Linked DNA regions of Homo sapiens: region 1 is linked to region 2. Evidence: read pairs that join two places in POLR2A ChIA-PET (ENCODE). Cell type or tissue: OCI-LY7. All regions are shown on one strand. Each heading gives the region's core, and the rest is flanking DNA. Links, peaks and the distances in the headings are about the cores only. Region 1 has its middle 24 kb from the start of KPNA3. Region 2 overlaps KPNA3 (karyopherin subunit alpha 3).

Region 1 (2,920 bases), core at 140-2,639, 57 kb after region 2:
TCTGCTGGAGGCAGTCATGCTGCACAAGTCCAGGAGGCTCCATTCACCCAGATTCTGTAGTTCCCTGGAGTTGTACAGTGCACTGCCTGCACAACTGTACAAAGTAGCCCTGCTACTGGTAGTGGCAAAGCAGCACAAAAGAGGCAGGAAGAAATAAAAGAGAGAGAGGAAGGGTGACATGGGAGCCTGCTATGCCTCTCTCATGACCTCATCACCCAGTCAAGTGCTGGCCCTGCTCATTGCTGAGATACCTGAAAAGTCCACCCACACCTCAGCTAATCAGATTCTAGGACCAGCCTTGGTTTGGGGGCCTTTTTGTCTATGAAAAGAAGCATATCTCCCCTGAACTAGTTCTTGAGGGTCTACCTTAAATTATTGGTTACTAAAGGAAAAATAGTACAAAGGGTAACCTGTATGTTGGCCCTGCAGTTAGAAAATAGGGATTATTATTCCCATTTGTCACAGAAAACCTTTCTTTCTTCTTTCTTTCTTTTTTTCTTTCTTTCCTTCCTTCCTTCCTTCTTCCATTCCTTTCCTTTCCTTTCCTTTCCTTTCCTTTCCTTTCCTTTCCTTTCCTTTCCTTCTCTCTTTCTTTCTTTCTTTCTTTTTTTTGACAGAGTCTGGCCTTGTCGCCCAGGCTGAAGTGCAGTGGTGCGATCTTGGCTCACTGCAACCTCCACCTCCCGGGTTCAAGAGATTCTCTTGCCTCAGCCTCCCGAATAGCTGGGATTACAGGTGCCTGCCACCACACTCGGCTAATTTTTTTTTTTTTTTTGTATTTTTGGTAGAGACGGGGTTAAATCATGTTGCCCAGGCTAATCTCGAACTCCTGAGCTTAAGTGATCCGCCCACCTCAGCCTCCCAAAGTGCTGGGATTACAGGCGTGAGCCACCATGCCCAGCCACCCTCACACCCACTTTTAAAACACTTTATATTATAGAACACTTCAAAGATATACAAAATAGGTAAAATAATGTAATGGACCATCATTAGGCTTCAACAATTATCAACGTGTGGAAATTCCATTTCATCTATTTCTCTCTAACCCTTATTCTCTCCCCTATTTTCTACCACTTTTCTGGATTATTTTGAGATGCATCCCAGACTTCATATCATTTCATTCATACATATTTTAGTATGTAGCTCCAAAAAAAAAAGGATTCTGTTTTTTTAAAAAGCATAACCATGACGTCCTTATCACACCTAAGAAACTTCGTTAATATTGACAAATATTCAGAGTTCAAATGTCTCCAATTTTCTCATAATTTTTTTCTACAATTTGTTTAAATTAGTATTCAAACATGATTCACACCTGCAGTTGGCTAATATGTCTACTGGCTCTCTTTTCAGTAACAAGCTGCCCTGTCTTCTTTTCTTTTCTTTTCTTTTTTTTCTTCCAATTTATTTGTTGGAGAAACTGGGCCATTTGTCCTGTTGAGTTTCCCACATTCTGAATTTTGCTGATTGCATCCCTGTGGTGTCATTCCACCTGTTTCCCTAAGCCCTGTATTTCCTGAAAAGTGTCTGCTAGATCTACAGCCTTGAACAATTCCAGCTTGATATTTTGACAAGGTTATTTCATAGGTGGTGTTGCGAGCTTTTGCATCTCATCAGGGGCACATGTCTGCTTCCCTCCCATTTTTGTAATGTTAAGATTAATTAGAGGATTCGGGTATTGCCAGCTTAGTCCATCCATTAGAGAGTTCCCCATCAGCATTTCCCCTAATAGTTTTAACAGCCATTGATGACCAGTGCTTGGATACATTATTTCTATGATTGCAAAATTATGGTATTCTAATTCTATCATTCCTCCTTCATCTATTAGCTGAAATGCTTCTAAAAGAAGACCTTTCCCTCAACAACAATTTAGTTACCCTGAAATACAGTTCATATACAAAAGACAAATGCTCAATTCTTTCCCTTTTTAAATCAGTTTTCAGAGTAATGAGTTGGTTCCCTAGCAACCCGTAAAGGTGACCTATGAGAATTTTTTTTCTGGTATAATTATAAACTCATGGATTTTAACATATTTGATGTATTTCAATCCAGTGTGGATGCTTGAATTATTCCATCTTTGAACAGTGAGTTTCTTTCTATTGGTTCCTAACCTAAGCATTTAGGACACAACCAAGTCATCTCTGAAAGCTTCGTTACTTTCCAGCATGTCAAAATGTCTATTTCTTTTCTTTTCTTTCTTTTTGAGAGAGAGAGACAGAGAGTCTCCCTCTGTCATCCAGGCTGGAGTGCAGTGACACAATCTCAGCTCACTGCAACCTCCGCCTCCTGGGCAGAAGCAATCCTCCTGCCTTAGCCTCCCAAGTAGCTGGGACTATAGGCACTTACCACCATGCCCAGCTAATTTTTGCAGTTCTTTTTTTTTTTTTTTTGAGACGGAGTCTCCCTCTGTTGCCCAGGCTGGAGTGCAGTGGTGCAGTCTCGGCTCACTGCAAGCTTGGGCTCACTGCAAGCTCCGCCTCCCAGTTTCACACCATTCTCCTGCCTCAGCCTCCCGAGTAGCTGGGACTACAGGCGCCCACCACCATGACCGGCTAATTTTTTTGTATTTTTAGTAGAAACGGGGTTTCACGGTGTTAGCCAGGATGGTCTCAATCTCCTGACCTCGTGATCCGCCCGCCTCGGCCTCCCAGTGCAGTTCTTTTTTTGTAGAGACAGGGTTTCGCCACGTTTCCCAGGCCGGTCTCAAACTCTGGGGCTCAAGCAATCCGCCTACCTTAGCCTCCCAGTGTTTTGATTATGGGCGTGAGCCACCAGGCCCGGCCCAAAATGTCCGTTTCTTGCCTCAGCTCTGGAATCAGTGATTATCCAAGGACGCCCTGGTTCCCTTTAGTGACAAATTGGATTTAGAAACCACAGTCACAGAGCTGGCCACCTCCCTACCTAGGAGCCCTCTCCCTCAGGT
Region 2 (2,920 bases), core at 232-2,731:
GCTGGTGTTGTTATTCTGAGACTGTTATGTGTCTATGTGGAATAAAGCAAATGAGTAAAAATGTCATATTCTATTATTCCTGGTGTCAGAAAAAAACAGGAAGTTTGGCCTAGGAGAAAGACGGATATATGATAGAAGTTGTTTAGTAAAATCCCATAGTCCTGAATTTGAATTGGAATATCAATATATGCATTATATGTGTGTGTTTATGTGTGTATGTATGTATATAAATATGCATATAAATATGTATACATATAAATATACACACACACATATGTTTATATACATACACACACACACAAAATTTTGTTTTAATCCTATATCTATCCACCCCAAGATGTCTACTTGGAGATGTGTATCTCCAACGCCTAGAAACAGTGACCAAATCAGTGAGTGCATAGACAATACTCTCAAAAATACCACCAATAGCAAACAGAACTGGTTCATTCCAACTAATGGGCAGAAAAGGTACAAGGTAAGCCTGCAATATCTTAACATACCAAATATCAAAGATATTTACGAGACTAGAGTCTTGTAAAAACTACTCAAGAGCTAACATGAAGAGGCTCCAAATGTTCAAAGACAATACAATTATTATCAATTATCAATAAGACAATGAATTCAAACACACATAGATTTCAATCTGTAAATCCAGGAAATGGAAATAAAAACCCAAACAACTAAATTGTCATCACTGAAGGATGATAATGAACTACCTCATTATTTTGAAAACTGATAAAGGAAAAGAATCAAGCATTTATTTTACTGTTTCTAAACAAATTTTATCATGGGGTAATCTAACCAATTAATAAATGAGAGGAAGGTTTCTCTTAATAGATGTAGTCTAGCTCAGCTGTTCCCAAACTTTTTGGCACCAGGGACTAGTTTCACAGAAGACAATTTTTCCATGGACTAGGAAGTAGAAGGAGTGGTTTCAGGATGATTCAAGTGCATGACATTTATTGTGCACTTTATTTCCATTATTATTATATTGTAATATGAAATAATTACACAACTCACCATAATGTAGAATCAATGGGAGGCCTGAGCTTGTTTTCCTGCAACTAGAGGTCCCATCTGGGGATGATGGGAGATGGTGACAGATCATCAGGCATTAGATTCTCATAAGGAACATGCACCTAGATCACTCGCATGCACAGTTCACAGCAGGGTTTGTGCTCCTTTGAGAATCAAATGCAGCTGCTGATCTGACAGGAAGTGGAGCTCGGGTGGTAATACAAGCAATGAGGAGCAGCTGTAAATACAGATGAAGCTTCACTTGCTTGCCTGCTGCCTACCTCCTACTGTGCAGCCCAGTTCCTAATGGGCCACGGACTGGTAGTGGTCCAGGGTTGGGGATCCCTGGTCTAGCTTAAAGAAGGAGTGATAGATTATCACCATTTTACAAATCCTAGTAAATAACAGACTTAGACAATGTTCCTCAGTGGTGATGTCAACATAACAGAAAGAGACAGCCAGACACTACGTGCCTTTCTGATGGAAGAGAAAACCATCACATATGATGCAGTCATGTTCCCAATTCCCCCAAATCATCTGAATCTGATAAAGCCTCCAGCTTCAACTTTGAATTTACAGGAAATACAGAGGGCCAATACACATGTCAAGTGACATGATAAGATGTAAAATCCAGCCGGGCACGGTGGCTCATGCCTGTAAACCCAGCAATCCAAGAAGACTGCTTGAGCTCAGGAGTTCAAGACCAGCCTGGGCAACATGATGAAATCCCATCTCTACCAAAAATACAAAAAACAACTCAGCCAGGAATGGTGGTACATGCCTGTGATTCCAACTACCCAGGAGACTGAGGTGGGAGGACTGCTTGAGCCCAGGAGGCAGAGGTTGCAGTGAGCCAAGATCACACCACTGCACTCCAGCCTGGGTGACAGAGTGAGATCCCATCTCAAAAAAAAAAAAAAAAAAGCAAAATTCAGATTATGAGAACCTCCATGAACCCAGTTTCTCCAACAATAAAGTGCATAAAAAAGACAAAGATGGTGAGATTAAGAGACCATAAATTAAAAAGGAGACTTTGAGTTCACATCAATCAATCAATCGCAATGTGTGGACCTTGTAATAGTTGATTCCAGGTGTCAACCTGACTGGATTAAGGGATACCCAGATAGCTGGTGAAAGCATTAATTATCCTCAGTGGTTCAGACAGCACTGAGCTCGTCCCTCTTCTGCTGAAAGGAAAACCCGGGCGGTCAGGCATTTGATTAGAATGACTGGGCTGTCCCAGTGCCTGTGAGGGTATTTCCTGAAGAGACTGGCATTTGAGTTAGTAGACTGATAGGGGAAGTTTCACTCTCAATGTGGGTGGGCAGCATTCAATAAGCTGGGGCCCAGATGGAACAAAAAGAGGAGGCAAGAGTAATTCTTGCTGTCAGAACTCCAGATTCTATGGTCTTCGGATTCCAGGACTTGCACCAGCACTGCTGCCCTTTCCCCCCATGATCACGTTGGCAAGTGTGATAATGGTATCGTGTTTTTAAAAAGAATTCCTATATTTTAAATAACATACATATTCTTAATAACAAAAAAGTAGGACAAAAACAGTATATGTTACTTCTGAAAGACGTCATACTTTGGGAGGTCACCTGTTCTACAACAACTGGATCCTGGCTATTAACAGAAAAAAATATTTTTTAATGCAGTGCTGATGTCATATAAGTAGTAGAGAAGAGGGTCCCTCTCCCTCTCCCTCTCCCCACGGTCTCCCTCTCCCTCTCCCCACAGTCTCCCTCTCCCTCTCCCCACGGTCTCCCTCTAATGGCGAGCCGAAGCTGGACTGTACTGCTGCCATCTCGGCTCACTGCAACCTCCCTGCCTGATTCTCCCGCCTCAGCCTGCCGAGTGCCTGCGATTGCAGGCGCACACCGCCACGCCTGACTGGTTTTCG

The links. ChIA-PET counts read pairs that join two places held together with the same protein. Peaks named below come from ENCODE experiments on the same cell type or tissue, not always from the same donor. Only the 100,000 strongest peaks of a DNase experiment are listed, where the experiment ranks them.
Region 1: POLR2A ChIA-PET joins it to region 2 with 5 read pairs; 6 of 35 experiments call an interaction of 5 or more read pairs at or near these places.

What each region holds. Positions count from the first base shown.
Region 1 is chr13:49,815,717-49,818,636 of GRCh38, forward strand. No RefSeq gene overlaps it. Among named protein-coding and RNA genes, the nearest start is that of KPNA3, 24 kb to the left of the region's middle. In OCI-LY7, for the core only: no CTCF peak of the experiment used is centred there; no DNase peak of the experiment used is centred there.
Region 2 is chr13:49,758,492-49,761,411 of GRCh38, forward strand. The region is part of intron 1 of KPNA3 (karyopherin subunit alpha 3); the gene reads right to left. Among named protein-coding and RNA genes, the nearest start is that of KPNA3, 33 kb to the right of the region's middle. RefSeq lists a silencer at 1,117-1,186 and an enhancer at 2,275-2,920. In OCI-LY7, for the core only: no CTCF peak of the experiment used is centred there; a DNase peak (open chromatin) is centred at 1,200.